Linked DNA regions of Homo sapiens: region 1 is linked to region 2. Evidence: chromatin loops called from intact Hi-C (ENCODE). Cell type or tissue: heart left ventricle. All regions are shown on one strand. Each heading gives the region's core, and the rest is flanking DNA. Links, peaks and the distances in the headings are about the cores only.

Region 1 (10,818 bases), core at 1,087-9,086, 81 kb before region 2:
AGTGGCTCTCAGCTCTGACTGCATGTTAAAATCACCCAGGATGCTTTAAAAAATGCTAATGTCCACACTTCACTACAATATGAATTAAATCAGAACCTCAACCTCTGGGGCCAGGACCCTTTTATCATAATTTTTTTAGTATTACCAAAGTGATTCTAATGTGCAGCCAGAGATGAGACTGCTGTGATAGACTTGTAATTTTATTAATATTCATATTTAATGCATACCTTAAGACTTGTAGCAGAGTCTAATTAAATGTTTTGGCTAGTTTTGGGGTTAGATAACTACTTATATAGGAGAACTTTGTAGAATTTTTTTAAAGTGACCATTGTTTGACATCCCTGATTATAGAAAGTTTCTCTAGTTTTATTTTGTATATTTTTGGTTATACAATTTCACATAATTCTCCAAACTTAGGGTTCAAAAGAAATTAGTGCAGCTTAATGGAATTTAAACTCATCTGAAAGAGGAGCGCAAAGCTATGAGAAGCCTTCCCTACCTCTTTCTTTCCAGCATTGATGCTTATGGGCACAGTACTTATAACACGAGTGTGGAGAGAAGTGGTAAATATTACATGGAAAGATAATTTTTGTGGATGAACCTGGAAAAGAGATCTCTGAAAAGTGCTTTGATAATTGCAATATTGTGAGAGTGCTCTTGAAATATGTATTTAGGAAGATAAGTGTTTATGCTAAATGAAGGATATCACTGATATCATTTACCTGAGATTGAAAGAGATAAACTTCATTTTATACCCACATTTCTGTTCCCACATAGACCAAAGGTACATTGGATGTAAAACAAAATGAGAAAAATGAAATTGATGTTTCTACAACCCTGAAATTTCTATCACTCACCTCTACATATGAAAATTTCTGCTTTTACAACCTAACTCATTTCTAGCAGTAATACTGCTTTCCAAAGGTAGGGCTTTCAGATTTGCTATGGCAGATATACTGCAATATCGTTAAGGTTATTTTACATTCATATTTTTTGTTGTAACTCTAGGGGGAAACTTTATCTGGAAACTTTAATTTTTCTTCTGTATCATTAAGTTGTTTGTGAATACCATGAATATTGAAACAAAACATTTACAGTGTATCCATATATCTTAGTTCCTCTGTCAATATATATCATGTATGTAATCATATTAATAGAGGTTATCTAAAAATGTTAGGCGTATTTCATTTTCAAAGGTGGTGCTTATCATAAGTTGAAACTACCCATAAATTGAATAATAAGAACAGTATGTTCTCACTGTAAAAGAATGCTAACCTTCATTTTCATATTTCCTGGAACTCAGTTCGCTTTCTCCTAGTTGGCAGAGAGCTAACTAATACCTAGTAGGCTCTTATGAAATATTTAGTGGTATAGATCTTCAAATATATAATGTTTGTTTCTTTGGGAAAATGGCTTTCAACTTATTATAGTTTATGCTTAAGGGGAATACTAGAATTAACACCTTATTTTTGTATAGGCCTTTGCAATATATAAAATGTTTACAAGTGATTTGGGGAAGCTATTTATAAGTATTCTCATGAAGGAGAGTTTAATAGTAGAAAGTTTACAAACTTAAAAATAAGAAAATGTAATTTGTCTCAGGAGGGAAGAAGATTATATTTCTTTATTTAAGACCATCCTTTCTAGTTCCTTAAAAGTGTCTGATTCTTTCATTAAAGATACAGATTTTGCTGTCAGGTCACAATTACATTATTCTTAAATAGTCAATATACTATATGACAACAAAGATCAATCCATTGTCTTGCTTTTTTAAGTTTGCATAATATGATATATGGATGGATAACACCTTTCCTTAATTTAGTGAAATATGTCTCTGGCGCTCTTGAATGCTGAATTGTACCTTTTAAAACTATCTTGGGAAATATCGAATTCATAGGCTATTTTTCATGTGGACCTTCAGACAGAATTTTACATCAGTAGCCTCTTGTGGTCCTATAAAAGCTAGTTGGACTTGGCATTGCTCTAGAGGCATCTTGAGGTAGTGGAAAAGCCTTACCTTTAGAGTCATACTGGTCTGAGATTAAAGCATGCAATTTGGATTAGCTACTTTAATATTTTTGATTCTCAGTTTTCTCTGTAATGGGTTTAATAATAAATTCACAGAGGTATTGTGAAAAAAGGGGCTTGACATAGTGAGATGATTAAAAAAAATTTTAATAGCCCTTTGAAGGGAAAAATATTTGTAGAGACAATACTTGCCTGATTTGGCTTCTGCGTAGCCCCACTATAGTTCTTTATCAATTTCTGTTGGCATTTAGAGCAGCCATTTATTTCTCTGGCCATAACACTAAATATTAGCAGGCCAACGAGGTACCAGTAATCAGAAATTAGTCCATCATTTTAGGATAAGCAGGAAGCAACTGTGGAGGAACCATTTCATATTAAAACAAGTTTGGTAAATAATGGATACAGGTATCCCCAGACTGCCTTTATACCTGATGTGAAGAAAGATACCTGATGTGAAGAAAGACTTAAGGTCTCTTTATATACCCATCTTTTAATACCTAGTGCCACTTGAGAGGGAAACAAATGTATCTCAGTTAACTAGGCAGGGTGCTTCAGTCCATTTATATGAGTTGCACTAAAAAGATCAAAATCTTAACAGCTGTTATTTGCATGCACAAAAAACAGTTTGGGAGTCATGATACAAGCCATAATTAAACTTGATTATCAATTAGAACCTCTGTTGTTAAATGTGTTACATTTCTTTGCCTTAAAAAGAAAAATGGGCCTTTATTTCTGTCAACTGTTATCATTTCCCTACTTATTTTTCTTCATTCTGCTTTAATTGTGCATATCTTGCCATAACTGAGGCATAATTCTCTTGTAGTCTCCCCACCTAGTTTGTGGTTTTCTCTTGCTACGCAAAATGTGTTCTAGGTATCAGCAGTATGGACATGTTGTTGGAGGCTTGTTGCTCCACCCCTGATGTACTGTATCAAATCTTTATTCTAACTGCATCTCTAGGTGATCCTTGTATTTGGAAGCACTGGTTTAGTGTTTTGTATTTACCTACTGAAACTGCTCTAGGGAGCATGACTCTTCTGAAAAAGGTGGTTGGCTACAACAAGGGATCTTGTTGGTGATCCAGTCTTGCCATTTATTCTTAAGTTTGGTATTAGGAATCTGGTGAAGCAAAGAGTTATTCTAAAATACATCATCTGAGTGTACAGAATACAGTTTATCAGAAAGCTCTCAAGACCTTGGCATCATGCTTCCTAGCTTCACCATTTGTCATCAGTATGTGACTTTGAGCACCTTACTTAGAATCTCTATGTTGTTTTCTCCTAGCAAAATGGAGTGGTAATGCCTGCCACCCCTGTTTTTCCAGAGGGCTATTAGGAGGATCAACTCAAGTGAGATCATTTGTGAGAAAGTGCTTTGGAAATAGCCAAGAGGTGTACAATTTTAACAGTTGATGGGGATGAAAATGGTGTTCCTTCAGGCTATATGAGCCCTGTGTTTGTTACGGATAGTGAGGCTTTGCTAAGTGGTTACTGTGGTAATTGGGACAGGTCTGTGTATTCTCTTCAACAGTACATTTAGATTTTACCTTGGCAGTTTTCTGGCCACACTAGCAGTTCTGACCGCCAATTCCAAGTAGCTGCTGAGGTTTTCTTAACGCTATTTGTATTCTGGGAGCCATCTAGTTTGATTGCATCCTTTGTACAAATTGTGTGTCATTAATTTTGGTGTATGATACAGTCATGTGCCACATAAAGACATTTTGGTCAGTGACAGACCACATATACCATGTTGGTCCCATAAGATTATAATGGAGATGAAAAATTCCTATGGCCTAGCCATGGTGACACTGGAATGCAACACCTTACCTTTTTTATGTTTAGATGTGTTTATCATTATTTTTTATTATTCATGTTTAGATATGTGTGGTAGACAAATACCTGCATTACAGTTGTCTACAGTATTTAGTACAGTAACATGCTGTATAGGTTTGTAGCCTAGGAGCAATAGACCATGCCATATAGCCTAGCTGTGGCTACAGCATCTAGGTTTATGTAAGTACACTGTGATGACCACACAATGGTGAAATCACCCGATGATGCATGTCTCTGGACATATCCCCGTCCTTAGGTGATATGTGATTGTCTCTTGACAAATGAAATTATCATAATCCTGATAGCATTTTCAATGTGATGCAACTTTTTGTCTGAAGCATTATTTTTCCATTTATTTTATAGTTGTATATTTCCTGAGTTCCAAACAGGAGTTGGATGTCATTATTTTGAACCATCTAATCATATGAACTCTGATGACACTTTTCTCTTTACATTTCAGTATGATGGAAATGTCTCTCTCTCTCTCTATATATATATATATGAGATTTATATATAATATATATCATATATATGAGAGATATATATCTCTCATATATATGAGATATATATATCTCTCATATATATGAGATATATATATCTCTCATATATATGAGGTATATATAATATATAAAATATATGATATATATCATATATATTATATATCATATATATGATATATAAAAATTATATATCATATATATGATATATAAAAATTATATATATCATATATAATATATATAATATATTATATATATAAATTATATATAATATATATAAATTATATATATCATATATATGATATATAATTTATATATCATATATATGATATATATAATATATTATTTATATATAATATATTATATATTATATAATATGTAATATATATTATATATTACATATTATATTATTTATAAATAATATTTTATAATATATATAATATTATATAATATAGAATATTATATATTATATATTACATATTATATAATATATTATATATAATATGCAATATATAATATATTATTTAATATATTACAGTTTATATATATATATTTTGAGACGGAGTCTTGCTCTGTCGCCCAGGCTGGAGTGCAGTGGCGTGATCTCGGCTCACTGCAAGGTCCGCCTCCTGGGTTCACGCCATTCTCCTGCCTCAGCCTCCTGAGTCGCTCGGACTACAGGCACCCGCCACCACGCTCGGCTAATTTCTTTGTATTTTTAGTAGAGACGAGGTTTCACCGTGTTAGCCAGGATGGTCTCGATCTCCTGACCTCGTGATCCACCCGCCTCAGCCTCCCAAAGTGCTGGGATTACAGGCGTGAGCCACTGCGCCCTGCCCCTCTCTATACTTCAATATATTAATTTACTTGCGTTATGTATTATACAAGAGTATTCATATATGTATACATACATAGTGTTATATATACAAGGGTATTAACACTCTCGTGTTATATAGCCCATTCTGGTTTTCAAAACATTTTTACATTCTCATAGTAATCCTATGAAATGTATATTTTAAAATTTAATCGAAAGATGGTTTTTGGCCAAAGACCTTGTAGCCCCAAAATTGCTAAATCATTCTGGACATTAAAATGCTGGCTAAAAATGTAAAATAGGGGATATGAGATTAGAAGCTTGAATTTGTTGATATTGGCATGTTATATTCATGAACAGCAGGAAATGCATTAAAATATCTTGGTGTGGGCACATCACATCTCAAGCCAATGCTTCAATAATAGCTTGCCTTTTTTTTTTTTTTTTTTTTTTGCATTCCCCTGTGTTTTATGGCCCTGGGAGAACAGGTGATTTCAACAATAGCTGTTTTGTTTTGTTTTGTTTTGAGACAGGGTCTCGTTCTACCACCCAGGCTGGAATGCAGTGGTGTGTCTCAAGCTCACCACAACCTCCGTCTCTTGGGCTCAAGTGATCCTCCCATTTCAGCCTCCTGAGTAGCTGGGACTACAAGCAAACAACACCATGCTCAGCTAACTTTTAAATTGTTTTTAGAGACAAGGTCTCACTATATTTTCAGGCTTGTCTCAAACTCCTGAGCCCTAGCAGTCTTCCTGCCTCAGCCTCCCAAAGTGCTGGGATTACAGGCATGAGCCACTGTGCCCAGTCTCAACATAGCTGTCTTTTAAAGTTACTCATTATATTTTACCCAAAACCGATTTTAAACTTTCACTATAAATATTACTATCACTGCATTCATAATCATATACCATTACACTTATCACAATAGTTTGACAAATGTAAGGGTATTAAGACTCTCAGGAACTCCTTATTCCACTCCTATTATACTTATACTTCCTCTATCTTATTCTTCTTTCCTGTTAGTTCCCTCCGTCTTAGGCTCAGACTGGATTTTTTCCTCATTTATCTCAGTTCTAAAGAAAAAGGAGGCTGGGCATGGTGGCTCATCCTGTAATCCTAGCACTTTGGGAGGCTGAGGCAGGAGGATCGCTTGAGCTCTGGGATTTGAGACCAGACTGGGCAACATAGGAGAACCCACCTCTACAAAAAAATTAAAAATTAGCATGACATGATGGTACATGCCTATGGTCCCAGCTACATAGGAGGCTGAGGCAGGAGGATTGCTTGGGCCTGGGAGGTCTAGGCTGCAGGAAGCCATGATCGCACCAGTGCACTCAAGCCTGGGTGACAGAGCAAGACCCTGTCTTTAAAAAAAAAAAAAAAAAAAAAAAAAAAAAGGAAGGAAGGAAGGAAGGAAGGACGGGATGAAGAGGGGGAAGGGATGATCTTTCTCTGTATGGGCCTTAGGGTTAACTCCTGATCTCAGAGTGAAATACTTTCCTATTCTGGCTGGTCACCTGAACACCTACCCAAATGCATCCATTGAACTTAAATAATCTATAGACAGTTCATAAAATATTTTTTCTGTTTTTGCTTCTAAATTTTTTTACCTGTACTTTTTACATACTTATGAGGTCAAATTGATTGGTCCCATGTTATAATTAAAGAAATGGAATCAGAGAACACTCATGTGACTTGCTTCAAATACAAGCCAAAGTCAGAGTTCAAATTATTCTTTACTAGTTCCTACTTCATTACAAGAAGTCTCCCAAGTTACAAAATAGGTTGTGTTCCAAAAATTCATTTGTAAGTCAGTTATTTGGCATTTGAACTGCATTTTACCATGTGGAAAAAACATGTTATAAGTGATGATTAGGTCCCCAGCTGGCATATAAGAATCTATTTAACTCTTGTGTAACTACAAAACGATACATTTGTAATAAATTTAAAAGAGAATGATAGTTGTGATTCTGATTATGAAGAAAAATAATTTTTTTTTTTTTTTTTTTTTTTTTTTACTGAGGATAAGCAGATTTAATTAGAAGATAGGAAAACATGAAGATTGAGGAGGGTCTAGAGGGGATTTCAGGGTTCTTTGAAGGGAGTTAGAGGTTGATGGGATTCTGTCTGAAGCCCAATGTATTCAGTTCTTGCACTACCATAAAGAAATACCTGGGCTGGGCACAGTGGCTCACGCCTGTAATCCTAATCCCAGCACTTTGGGAGGTCGAGGTGGGCAGATCACCTGAGGTCAGGAGTTCGAGACCAGCCTGGCCAACATGGTGAAACCCTGTCTCTACCAAAAAATACAAAAATTAGCTGGGTGTGGTGGCACACACCTGTGATCCCTGCTACTCAGGAGGCTGAGGTGGGAGAATACTTGAACCCAGGATGTGGAGGTTGCAGTGAGTAAGCCAAGATTACACCACTTCACTACACCCTGGGCAACAGATGGAGATCCTGTCAAAAAAAAAAAAAGGCCGGGCGCAGTGGCTCACGCCTGTAATCCCAGCACTTTGGGAGGCTGAGGCGGGCGGATCACGAGGTCAGGAGATCGAGACCATCCTGGCTAACACGGTGAGATCCCGTCTCTACTAAAAAATATGAAAAATTAGCCAGGCGTGGTGGTGGGCGCCTGTAGTCCCAGCTACTTGGGAAGCTGAGGCAGGAGAATGGCATGAACCTGGGAGGTGGAGCTTACAGTGAGCCGAGATCGCGCCACTGCACTCCAGCCTGGGTGACAGAGCAAGACTCCATCTCAAAAAAAAAAAGAAAAGAAAAAAAAATAACCTGAGACTGGGTAATTTATAAAGAAAAGAGGTTTCATTGGCTCACGATTCTGCAGGCTGTACAGGAAATATGGCAGCACCAGCTCAGCTTCTGGCGAGGCCTTAGGAAATTCACAATCATGGCAGAAGGTAAAGGGGAAGCTGGCCAGAGAAGGAGAAAGTTGGCCGGGGACATGTGTCACATGCTTTTAAACAACCAGATCTCAGGAGAACCCACTCACTATCATGAGAACAGCACAAAGAGGGAAATCTAGCCCCATAATCCAATCACCTCCCACCACGCCCCACCTCCAACACTGAGGATTACAGTTCGACATGAGATTTGGGCAGGACACAGATCCAAACCCTATCAGCCAGTTTCACTTTGAAACTTTTAAGTCATTTGTTGTTATTAGATGCTTCTCACTGGCATGACTTACCCAGCATCTGTGATTAGAATCAGTAGAATTGATTGAATTAAATACCTAGGAAAAAGTAGACTATTTGAGATGATACATTAACCAACCTGGGATGGTAAAAACAAACTAACAAATTAGAAGTATTCTTTCCTTCAGCCCTCCTGATGGAAAGGGCAGGAGGAGTTGACTTTCCCATTTAGCCCAGCAGATTCCCATCAGCTGTGATAGTTTAACTGAGGTACAGGTGGAGGTTGGAGAAAAGCGTGTGCCTGCAGTGATTTCTTTGAATGGAGTGCTCGTACAATGAGAGTTTCTAATTCTGGGAAATAATTACATTGATCTCATCTAGTGATTGTTTCCTACATTATCTAAGACACAATTAAACATCTTAAATTTCAATTAGCTTTTTTAAAAAACGTCCAGTGCTTCTTTAAATGTCCTTTATGTTTTGTTATTTTCATAACCTTTGCATATGGCTTTTTCTTTTGTTAACAACAAAAGGGAGGTTATATTCTTCAGTAAACTGAAGCATAAATGAGCAGATCTTGCTGAGATGGCACATTTAGAAAATGATGAGATTAGTTCTTGCCTCCTGGATCACATTAGTGCTCTTGCCGGTCAGTATATCTACCCTACCTCCTGCTAGTTTAGATAATACATTAACTACTATTACTCTGTGTTGGGTATATTCTTTGAATGTTTTACAGTGGATGTTTGTTTAACACTGGGAACATTGGAAAGTGATTTAATGAAGGAGAGAGCAACTGTATTTACTACAGTTCAGAATCCCTCTCAATGGTCATTGTAAAAGGAAGTTTGGGATTGGCAAGCCATTTTCAAAAGTGATGTAAGACTAATGAGGGAAGTAACATCTACTTGATTTTATATATATTTTGATGTTTTTAAATGCTTTGTCTTCCCACTAAGCAATTTATTAAGAAATTCCTATTGCATGATGTTTATTTAACTGAATTTGTGTATGTGGGGTAGGGTGTGTTTGAGGAATTTTGTCTGAAAGGTAAATATGCTAAATTTACATCCTAGTATGGGCATGCTCTGCTCACAAATGCCTCTGCTGAGCAGTTTACATACTGGGTGAAAATGTACATAGGAATCCTCATGGGGGATCCAGGTTTGCCAGTGAGATTACTATGTACTCAGACTGAAAAAGATGATTTCTTCTGATTACCTGTGTGTCTGCCAGAGGTGGGGAAGGACTAGAAAGAGATTCCTGCACAAGCCGTTTTGTCTACTTAGAGAATGGCATGCTAGAAGGGTTAGCGAGCTAAATTACAGTTTTCTTTTTGTTGTTGTTGTTGGCTTTTATGTATATGTTGAATAGACTAATAGCATTTGATGACCCTTTTTTTTTTTTTTACTGTGAATTCCCGGATTTTGTGTGTATGTTGCTCAGAGGGTAGTGCAGTGAGCAAAGGGATAGGGAGATTGTCTGTTTTTTTGTTTGTTGATTGGACACACTTGCTGCTGGTAATTTGAGCATCTAAGGATCTTCCTTTATATTGAAGCCCTGAACCTTTTGGTGGAAGGAAAAAAAAAAGTAAGAAAAAAAACTCATTTGAAGCAAATCCCACCCATAGTATTATTTTTCTCATGTGCAGGCAATGTCACCTGTAGTATATTATATAGAATTTTGCATCTGATATTTTGGTTGCTAGAATTCTTAGCTTTCCTGACTGGTTTTAATTTATTATTCTCAGACTTGAATGACTAAGGGGAAAAATCATATATTCTTGAGATTTTTCTAAGATACAAAACATTCTTAAGATTATTCAAATTATTTTAACCTTGTACAATGAATTACCCTCAGAGTGGCCCTTCATTTTGCCCGTCACTCCTAAATCAGAACATATAAGCCAACCATGATATTGTTGAAAAGCTAAAGGATGCTATTTGTATCCTCTCCTCTCATGCAAAATGGTCTAGTTCTTAACTGATTACTTGTGCATCTAGGATGGGGTGAGAAGAAGGGCACTGAAAGGAGAGGTGGGCAGGAGAAAAGTGATCAATGGGAATAGAAGAGGGTTTTTAAGGTGCCTAAAATAGCTGGAGGAAAGAAGAGGAGTGCCACTGTGTTGGCTGGTTCCATCACAGATGCTGCGGAATTTCTACCACTGTCTCACAACTCTGCAAGAACCCTCATTTTCAATGAGCTGTTTTTAAATATCATACTTGTCTTTCCTACATATTTGCCTGCCTGACTGTAACTGGGCGATTTTATGATTTTCTTACTTAGAGTCAAGAAATTGGAGCATGGCTATGAGCAATGGAAACAATGATTTTGTGGTTCTGAGCAACAGCAGCATCGCAACCAGTGCTGCTAACCCGAGTCCCCTCACCCCCTGTGATGGAGACCATGCAGCCCAGCAGCTCACACCCAAAGAAGCAACAAGAACAAAAGTGAGTCCAAATGGATGCCTGCAACTTAATGGCACGGTCAAA
Region 2 (10,818 bases), core at 1,438-9,437:
TCTGATGTAATTATTCACTAGCCTATTTCTCTTGACTTAGTTCTTATTCAAGGTAGATACATATTTTTCTAGTTTTTATTTGCCACTTATGCTTGTGGGTTTTGTCACATAATATATGTTTCATGTTCATTTTGAGGGTCTCATAATACTCAGAAATTGAAAAGCAAAACCCAAGATCTGCAGTGGTTTCTGCTACAATAAGCTGAACTTAAGATGAAACTTTGAGAAAATGGATAGACACAATTGACATTTTCCAGAATACACGTTTTATTTTAAAATCCCCTCAGTGTTTTTGCTAATGCACACTGAAGTTCCCTTGATTTGTCTGCCATCCATGTATAGATTTGCTCATTAATCCAACAGACACTGCTGAGAGCCTGCAATAAGCCAGCTACTGTCTCAGTTACTGGAGCCTGAATAAGACACGGCCCCTGCCTTCCAAGAGTGCAGAGTAGTAAACAAATCATTACAAGATAAATGACTGCTTGGAAGAAAAATCAATTTTACAACACCTCTCACAAACAAAGGATTAATATCTCTATCATACAAATGTAAAAGAAAAGAGAACCAATAGAAAAGTGGGCAAATGAAATAACCCGGCACTCAACAGAAGGAGGGTTACAAATGGACAATCTATTCACTAGTTGACTTACCATTTGAACTTACACAGTTGTCCAGAATTTTAGATAGATGGCTTCCAGTGTTGGAAAGGATGTGGGCGAAAGAGGTACTGTTTGGATGGGTGAAAATCAACACAATATTTTGAAAGGGTAGTTTCTGACAACACCGTGGATGTTTATAGTCTGTGATAGAAGAGTCTCATTTCTAGAAATCTCCCCTCCAGAAATGATGAAATATGTGTGTGCCACGTCTATGTATGGGAGTGTTCATCACAAGAATTCAAAAAAAATGCTGTCCACCAGAAGAGCCCTGGTTAAAGAAAGCTATGGAATACGTGGTAGCCCTTTAAAAGAATGATGTAGATTTTTATGAACTCACCTGTAAAGATATTCATGGTACATCGTTAGGGAAAAAAAAATAAGTTGCAAATAAAATAGAATGATATAACAAAACTTTTAGCAAGGTTTCCTCTAGCGAATAGAGTCAAATATAAGACTACTTGCAAATGACGGAGTAATTTAACATTATTTAATAATTTTTTAATGTACTTGGAAAACAGATGATTTTAGCCTTCCTTTTCAATATTGTATTTTTTTACATTGCAAGAAAGCAGCGGGCCACACAGCAGAGAAGGGGCTGTCTACCCAATAGTTTAAAAATAGGTGAATGTCCAAATGGCACAGTTTAGTGTAAGTATTGTAACCCAGGAGTGCACAAAACGTCATAAGAAAGGAGAGGAAGGGACATAATCCTGTGTGTTTACCATTTATGTGGTCTCTTTTCATCTATTATCCATTTAATCCCTGGACAATCTAGGAAGTCAGTAATATTACCTCTATTTTACAGATGCATAAACTGAGGATAAGAAAAATTAGGTAACACTTCTAAGGTCACACAGCTGTGTAGCAGCAGAGATAGATTTTAGCCCAGGCCTGTTTAGCAAGCTCCCACCTGAATGTTTGGGCCAGGTATTATAGATGCAACCAGAGGAGAGAGCTGCAATCCAGGCAGAGGAAACTGCAGATAAGAGTCAGAGACTTCAAAGAACTTAGCCCATCACAGGAATGTTTCTAACAGGGAGAAGTTGTAAAAATTTCTCATACCTGGTAAAAAGAAGACTATAAAAGAGTCTTCAAGTCACACCAAAATCAAAACCTTTTTTCTACAGGTTTCTTTATATGCTCTAGAACTAAGGGCTTGAACAGGGGCTTCTAGAAAGAAGGCAGATCTGAATCTAGACTTCCCGTCTCACACAGTGATTTGTGGAATGGGGACTGTGTGTGTGGTGGACTGTGATCATTCCTGGGTACTCCCACACTTTAACAGCCTCTCCATATTTCAAAAGCTTCCCCCATATTGTGGATCTACCTTCCCAGCATGGCAGCCAGACATGGATGCCCAGTCTCACTTGCTGTAAGGCTACAGACATGTGACTTAGTTTCTATCAATCAGATGGACTTTGGTTTGAAAGTGATGAAACAGGCCGGGCGCGGTGGCTCACACCTGTAATCCCAGCACTTTGGGAGGCCAAGGCGGGTGGATCATAAGGTCAAGAGATCGAGACCATCCTGGCTAACATGGTGAAACCCCATCTCTACTAAATATATAAAAATTAGCTGAATGTGGTGGTGCACACCTGTAATCCCAGCTATTCAGGAGGCTGAGGCAGGAGAATCACTTGAACCCGGGAGGCAGAGGTTTCAGTGAGCCGAGATGGCGCCACTGCACTCCAGCCCGGTCGACAGAACAAGACTCTGTCTCAAATTTAAAAAAAAAAAAAAAAGTGATGAAACCAGCTGGGACCATGGCTTAGACCTGCAAATGCATGTGATTTGGGGTTGTCAATGTCGGCAGCTCCCTTACCAGGACCATTCTTCAGTGCGGTGCTGGAAGTTGTTCTAGAAGCTTGGGTGTCTCCAGTCCTTGCAACATTTCAGTGAGTTTTCTAATGTCCTTAATAAATGCTCTCCTGCTGAAAACCAGCTAGAATAGATTCTATTGTCTGCAACTCAGGACCATGACCAATACAACACAGGGACTCTAAGGGGAGAGGAAGAGCCATCCTATCACCCTACTGGTCTTAGCTTCAAATAAGGAATGGAGAAAGCTATGAAATAAAGTGTGCTGGCCTCTTTGCTAACACTTTGTCTTCACTTCCTTAAGGTTAATGAGTTCTAATCATGTTCAGAATTTACCTTAGAGTTTTAAATTCTGCCCCAAGGCAATTACATCTTTCATTCGTTTATAAATACTCCAGTAGTAATGTCTTGACCTCATAGCCTCTGAAACATTCACTTCCCCAGCAAATGCTAACCATGGAAACAACTCAGCCAAAATGCATAACTGATAGGAGAGAGGCAGGGGCTATGCCTAACTCCCTCTGGGAGTTCCCTGGGAGGCCCACATATCTGAAAAGAAGACTGAGAACCGAGGGGAGGCAGACAGGTGAGAAGACAGCTTTCAAGTCCTTTGATTTCTTTTTTTTTTTTTTTTCAGACAGAGTCTCGTTCTGTCGCCCAGGCTGGAGTGCAGTGGGGCCATCTCTGCTTACTGCAACCTCCGCCCCCCTGTTCAAGCAATTCTCCTGCCTCAGCCTCCAGAGTAGCTGAAATTAAAGGGGTGCGCCACCACACCCGGCTAATTCTTGTATTTTTAGTAGAGACAGGGTTTCACCATGTTGGCCAGGTTGGTCTCGATCTCCTGACCTCAAGTAATATGCCTGCCTCGGCCTCCCAAAGTGCTGGGATTACAGGCGTGAACCACTACACTCAGCCCTGAACGATGGACTTTCATGAAATAGAAGCTAGCTTCGTCTATTTTAAGTAGAGTGAAAAGATTTTTGTGAGAAGAATTGGGGTGCCTCATGGAACCCACGGGCAGGCTTCCCAAGGGGCTGGAAGCAAGAGATCTCTCCCCTGGTCTTTGTCTCTGCTGTCTCTCTCTGTTTGTCTCGGTGTCAACAGGCGTGAGCCACCGCACCCAGCAGTAAAATAAACTTTCTAAATTGACTGGGACCTTTGATTTCTTAAGAGAAGATGATCTGTTAATGCAGGCACTGGGGAAGAACATCACTGAGAAGTATGGCTGGAGTGCACACAGCCTGCTGGGCTGGTCCTAGGCTCTTTGCCCACTCTAATAATGGGAGATGGATTCAGAGGCCTAAACATACAAAGAGGTTCTTGTGCAGGTTGTTGTGCATTAGAGGAGTCATGTCTTAAGGAAAAAGGCCTGGGAGAGCTTCCCATCTGCCCAGGGGAATTTAGGAGAACTGGGCCTTCCTGCTGAGAGGCCAGCGTGGGAGTTAGTAGGGGGAGCCTGGAGTTGGGATCTGCTCACTGAGGCCATCTGAGGCCAGTCTATAGTTATAATGATTTCCTAGCTCTCTGTCATCTTTGGAGGTAGAGGAAGAATTATTCTTCCTCGTGTAGTAAGCAGAGCTTTATGAAAACCAAAACAAAGACTGAAAGACCAACCAGTGAATGTTGGGTAGGGAATTTTTACTGCCCAACAGGGAACTGCACCCACCTGGGAGATGAGGTTGGAGGAAGAGAAATGGGGTAGGTCTTTCAAGCCAACAAGGTGTGCCCTGTCTCTTTGGAAGCAAGGCTTCTGAGATGATTAGTGGCTGTCTGGTGACATCGGGCTTGCTGAGAAGGCAGGCACCAGGCTGGCTGGAGAAGGTTTGTTGTTGGTGGGCAGGCGCTACGGCGCCCACTGCTGGGTCTTGGTGCATCCAAGGGGAGCCAGCCCTGCAGATCTGCCCAGTGCTGGCCGGCCGGGTGGCCAGTGGGGTCAGTCTGCTTCTTGTGTGGCTCTGCCTCTGGCTTTGCATCAGGTGCAGGGGCAAAGGGGTCATGGCTGGAGAAAAGTGGTCAGTCTTCTGTGGAAAGCCAAGGGGCTTTCTGTGTGTGCTAGAGGGCAGGGCCCATGGGTCTCGCACAGCCCACCACAGGCAGGCCGGGGCCCCTTCTCACCACCTCCCTACCTACTGGTATTTCTCTAGGGCTCCCTCTCCCCTACTTTCTCACAAGCTGAAGAGCCTGTGGCCTCCACCCCCAGCCCCTGGGAAAAAGCCTGGCTAGGAAGCAGTTGCCTGGAGTCCGGCAGGAAACCTGCACTGGTGTGGCGGAGAGAATGGGTGGCTCTTCCTTATCTGCCGGGACGGAGCAGGCCGAGGGGTAAACAGGAGGCTGTCCCAGCACCGGGAATTCCTGGATGAGGTGTTCCTCTTTAACTGGAAGGAAGGGATATCCTGTGTATTAGTCCATTTTCATGCTGCTGATAAAGACATACCTGAGACTGGGAAGAAAAAGAGGTTTAATTGGACTTACAGTTCCACATGGCTGGGGAGGCCTCAGAATCATGGCAGAAGGTAAAAGGAACTTCTTACATGGTGGTGGCAAGAGAAAAACGAGGAAGAAGCAAAAGCGGAAACCCCTGATAAACCCATCAGATCTCATGAGACTTATTCATGAGAATAGCACGGGAAAGACCGGACCCCATGAGTCAATGACCTTCCCTGGGTCCCTCCCACAACATGTGGGAATTCTGGGAGATAGAATTCAAGTTGTGATTTTGGTGGGGACACAGCCAAACCATATTATCCTAACATTGATTATCAAGATGGTCTCATCCAGGAATCCTTCCAGACCCACAGTAGGAAGGGGTGAGATGCATGTTTGATTTTGGGGACTGATGGCCAGGATACTCTCTGGGTTGGAGCCAGGAACCAAGGCCCCTTGAGGCCCGGCTTTGGGGACAAAGCAGAGAGAAATCAGGATCATAGGAGCACTGTCTGAGGATCAGCTAGGCCTGGATTCAAATCCAGACCACCCCTCGCCAGTGTGAGCTAAGCCCGCACCTTAGCCTCTCTGAGTCTCATCTGTGGATGGGGGTCACACTGCTTGCCTCCCTGGGCTGCCTGTGACAGTGTGCACACCCTCCACACACCACATTCGGGCCCCAGGTGGACATTTGCTAGGAAACTGCACAGCCTGGTTCCACTTTGTCATTCTGAAGCCACAGCTTGCCTGTGTGAGTGGGGACAAGAATAAGAAAGGACCTTGCCCAAAGTGCTCAGTCTTCAACACTGGCCCCTCTTCTGCAGAGACCTTGCAGGACAGGGCCTAAGGAGATGTTGTGGCCACTCGATGACCTGCCGTCTCTGTAGGGGATCAGGAACCACAGGTCTGGGTTGGCGCTTGGGTGGAGCTGGGGATACATTTGGGAGTCTGGCCCACATCACTGTTAGACACACGGAAGACTCCCGCCAAATCCATAGTCACCAGGCCTGCAGGGACCCTCCGAGGATGTAGAGAGAACTGCCTGACTGAGGATGGGGCAGTCATCCCTTCCTGTGTCCGGGCAACTGGAGAGAGCTGGGAGTCAATACCTCACATGGATGGTGGGGCCCAATAGCCCCGGCCGCATGTGCTTATTGAGCACTTAACATGGGGCTCATGTGAGGGAGGAAGTGAATCTTTAATTTTAGCTTATTCCCATTTAAATGGCCACACACAGCTAGTGGCTGCTGCCTTGGCTAGCCCAGGCTAGGCTGCAGTGGTTCCCAAACTTTCATGAGTATAAGAATCACCCAAGGAGCTTGTTGAAAAGTAGACTCAGAGATTTGGGTTCAGCCGGTCAGGGGAGAGGTCAGGGGAGAGGCTCTGGAGTTGCACCTTAATAAGCAGTCCACACTCTGATTTAGGGGCCACCTGGCCATCCGTTCTGTACTCCTCCTCCTTTCTTTCTTCCCAGCCCAGCTTTCTCTTTTACTGTCTTCTTATTCTGTGCCTTTGCCTCCATCATTTTATTTCCATTCCATTCCATTCCATCTATCTACAATTATGTGTCACTTAACGACAGGGGTACATTCTAAGAAGTGTGTCATTAGGTAATTTTGATATTGTTGTAAACCAAAAATAAAATTGTAAGGCCCCACCAACTATCTGAATGGACTCCTGCTCTCTTCCAAGGGCATTCCAAAGTTAACCTGAAAAACTAGTTCAGGCCTTGACAGGAACTGGGAGCTGGACATACCTCATCATTCCCTCCTCCCTTTTGGAATTACTGACAGAACAGACTCTTTAAGTCTGATAAGAAACATTTACAGTCTGGTCTCCCTGAAGCCTGCTACCTAAAAGCTTCATCTGCATGATCAAACCTTGGCATCCACAACCCCTTATCTCAACCCAGACATTCCTTTCTATTGATAACAACTCAACTAATTGCCAATCCAAAAATCTTTAAATCTACTTATAACTTGGAAGCCCCTGCTTTGAGTTATCCTGCCTTTCTGGACCAAACCAATGTACTGTTACATGTATTGATTGATGTCTCATATCTCCCTAAAATGTATAAAACCAAGCTCTACCCTACAGCCTTGGGGAAATGTCGTCAGGACTTCCTGAGGCTGTGTCACAGGCGTGGGCTTAGCCTTGGCAAAATAAACTTTCTAAATTGAGACCTGTCTCAGATACGTTGGGTTTACATTGTGCAAACATCATCGTGTATACTTACATAAACTAAATGGTGTCACCTACTAAATGCATAGGCTATAGGGTACAGCCTATTGCCCCTCGGCTACAAACCTGTACAGCACATTACCGTATTGAATACTGCAGGCGACTGGAACACAACGGTAAGTATCATGCATCTAAACGTAGAAAAGGTAATGGGTTGTGCTGTGGCATCCCTAGGTGACAGGGATTTTCTTGGTTCCTTTATAATCTCATGGGACCACCATCATGTAAGTGGCCAATCATTGACAGAAATGCTGCTACACGGCACATGACTGTATGTAAATCTTATTAAATGGCTTAATGAGTGCTGCCAAACTTCAATGGGAGGCTGATGATGAGGAGTGAGGTGGGGAGGCCAGACCCGGGTATGTCTGCCTACAGCGGTAGAGTAGCACACACCCGTGAGCGTAGGCATATTACTCAATTCTTTAAGCCTCAATTTCCTCATCTGAAAGGGAATGCAGTAATGCTTTATAAGAAGACGTCAAGGATTAAATGAGATTTAATAGGAATCCAATAAAGGTGAGTTCCTGTCTGCATTCCTCAATCCCTCACCCTCTCCTGTTCCCTTCCAGTAAACCAGCACGTAGAGACGAGGCCTGCAAGTAACCCATCTCCCCTCGTCTCTGTGATGGGACCAGAGATCCACCACCAGCATCCTCTTTTCCCTCCTTATAAACATGACTTCTATTTGTCCCTCAACATCTTTGAATTCTGAACTTTTAGGGTTCTCATAAGAAAGTAATTGGCCGGTAAACTGAGGTCTGGGCTGGGAAAATCCTGACCAGGGCTTTCTCCAGGAGATGAGGTTGAGGAGAAGGTGCCCCCATCATGGTGGATCAAAACAGCCAGAAATAGCCCAAAGGCCTTTGGGAGGCCCAGTGGCTCAGGCACTTAACATGGGTATCGCAGGGGAATCTGGGATGACAAAGATCCTCAGAACCCCCCAGCAGCCATCCAGAGCTCCAGGACCTCAGAAACAGCCGCTGAGGCTTAGGAGCTGTCCTTGGAGCCAGTCTGATCCGGCCTGGTGGGAACAGAAACTTGTGAAGTCCTGCAGCCCTCTGTCCCTGCCTACGGATCAGACCCAAGCTCCCTCAGTGAGAGAGGGTCACTCTGCCAGGGGTAGGTGAATCTTTCATGTTGGCACCTTCCCCACCCCCTAGGGACAACTGGAGAGGGCTGGTGGTTCCTGTCTCCAAGCTCTTCTCCATAAATTACAGGCTTCTCAGTTTTCTGTGACTGATCTGATTACCTCTGGCATGTTTCAGGTTCAAATAATGTTGTCCACCTTTCCCAGAAACTGGATATTGGGCTATTCCCTGGCCAATTGCTCCCTGATATCAGGAAGGAGCCAGGGTGGAGGTAGCAAGTCTCATTGCCCAAAATCTCTGATGGCCGTGAGCAGAGCTGGGGGCCAATGGGCCGGACGAAGTCATGGATTCCTGAGGGAAGAGGCAGCTTGTAGACCTCACAGGATCCACACACGCCCCCACCCACATCAGGACCAAAGTCAAGGCCAGTCTGTGATCTTTGTGCTCCCCTCAGCTCCCAGGACTCCTTGGAGACAGACGAAGTACCATCCAGGCTGGACATCCCTGGTTCTGACCTGGCCTCTGGGCTCAGCATTGTCCTGCAGCCTGGCCTTAGCTACCTCCATGGATGAACCTTATTTGAATGATGGACATTTTATTTTTTGAGACAGAGTCTTGCTCTGTCTCCCAGCCTGGAGTGCAGTGGCATGATCTCGGCTCACTGCAATTTCTGCCTCTCTGGTTCAAGTGATTCTCCTGCCTCAGCCTCCCAAGTAGTAGAGATTACAGGAAAATGCCACCACACCCAGCTAATTTTTGTATTTTTAGTAGAGATGGGATTTCACCATGTTGGCCAGGCTGGTCTTGAACTCCTGACCTCAGGTGATCTGACTGCCTCGGCCTCCCAAAGTGCTGGGATTACAGGCGTGAACCACTACACTCAGCCCTGAATGACGGACTTTTATGGAACAGAAACTAGCTTGGTCTATTTTAAGCAGAGTAAAAAGATTTTTGCGAGAAGAATTGGGGTGCCTCATGGAACCCATGGGCAGGCTTCCCAAGGGGCTGGAAGCAAGAAATCTCTCCCCTGGTCTCTGTCTCTGCTGTCTCTCTCGGTTTGTCTCTGTGTCCGCTTCCTTCACTCTCTCTCTCTTTCTCCTCCCTCTCTCTCTCTGGATTGACTTTCTCTGCTCACTTTGCACTTGGTTTGTCGGGGCTACTCCAAAATGGTGCCCTCAGCCCTGGGTCCGCACCACCCAGCTCCAGCAGCAAACTGACCCAGGCTGTTAGAGTCCGAGTTGCAAATTTCAAGAGCGACAATCTGACTGGGCCAGTCTGGCCTCTGGGTCAGTTCCCCGGGGTCAGGTCTCTGCAGGATGATGTTCAACCATCGCAGCCAAGGAGCAACAGAGCCACGAGAACATCACTCTGGCTTCTCCCTGGGCAGCAGAAGGAAGGTGGAGAAGACACCTCCAAAAGGCATCTGTCACAGGTTGAGGCCAACATCCCCATCAGCTCTGAGGCCGAACAGTGCCTCCCTACATCTACCTGCCAAGGGCACTGGCAGGGCTTAAGGTGAGACAAATAAAAATGCAAGGTGGCCGGGTCCTGTCTCTCCTTACAGGCAGCAGGAAACTCTTGCCCCAGCCTGCTGCTCCCTTAGTCCCACCCAGGCCCCTATTCAAGGAGTGAATTCCAGAGAAGGAAACAGGAGCCCCAGCCTCCTCACAGTGCCACAGTTAGACACTGGTGCCAGCAGGCACTTCCTCAACACCTCCAGCCCCAGGCGCTTCCTCCCTGAGAGCAATTCCATCTGGGTTAATGGCCCAGCCCATCTAATGTGCCCGGTAATCCCTCTGAAGCTGCCTTTGTTCGTCTCCTCTGGTTAATCCAGCCCCAGCAACTGAGCTGCCCCCAGCCTGCCCCTGGCCTGTGGCTTAGGCCTGGCTGGGGTTTGCCTCTGTTTGACTCCCCCAGGGTTGCAGCTTCCCAGGGAGGCAGCTGCTCCCGCCCATCCCCTGCCCATCCCCTGCCTGCCTGGTTTGCATCCCAAAGGCCTGGAGACACTCACACAGGCAGGAAGGCAGAACCAGTTGTCTCCAGGGGCAGAAATGGGGGCTGTTCACCCAGAGCCACAGTGGCAGCTGGGCTAGAGAGACTGGCCAGGTTCCCCACGGTTGTCCCCACAGCCTGCAATGTCTCCCCACCACTTTGCAGGGATTAGTCCCCAGCCCTGCAGCCTCTCACTACTGCGTCCTCAGCATGGGGGCTTCTCTCTGTGACAGGCTGGAACTGGGGCTTGATATGAAAAACAGCTGGAGCCTGAGGCATTCACACTTGCTCAGATTTCACACTGTTGTGTTTAGGATTAGCAGGAAGGAGAGGCAGATCAAATGTTACCATCATTAGAGGCCCTTCTCTCCTGGGGCCAGCCCTCCTGCCCTGCCCTTTCCTCCTCCCCCAGCCTAACCTTCCGCTCTTCTCTCCTCTCCCATCTAGGCTGGGCCCACCCTTCCTTAGGAAGCTTCAGGCAGCCTCCACTGGTTTCTGTTTCAGTTCAGGATGTACCTATCTGACTTCTGAGTCTCTAAGCTCCTGGCCTCAGGTGGTTAGCAGCTCAGGCATCAGCCAGGTGGGCTCTG

Evidence for each region. A loop is a pair of places that touch in the nucleus more often than their neighbours do. Peaks named below come from ENCODE experiments on the same cell type or tissue, not always from the same donor. Only the 100,000 strongest peaks of a DNase experiment are listed, where the experiment ranks them.
Region 1: it touches region 2 in a loop (2.2-fold over the local background); 3 of 110 quality-filtered maps call a loop at or near these places.

What each region holds. Positions count from the first base shown.
Region 1 is chr1:222,932,195-222,943,012 of GRCh38, forward strand. DISP1 (dispatched RND transporter family member 1) reads left to right here. Exons shown (of 9, transcript NM_001377229.1): 3 at 10,613-10,818. The coding sequence starts at 10,630. Among named protein-coding and RNA genes, the nearest start is that of DISP1, 120 kb to the left of the region's middle. In heart left ventricle, for the core only: no CTCF peak of the experiment used is centred there; no DNase peak of the experiment used is centred there.
Region 2 is chr1:223,012,743-223,023,560 of GRCh38, forward strand. No RefSeq gene overlaps it. Among named protein-coding and RNA genes, the nearest start is that of TLR5, 130 kb to the right of the region's middle. RefSeq lists an enhancer at 9,911-10,586. In heart left ventricle, for the core only: no CTCF peak of the experiment used is centred there; a DNase peak (open chromatin) is centred at 4,758; H3K27ac peaks cover 1,998 bases.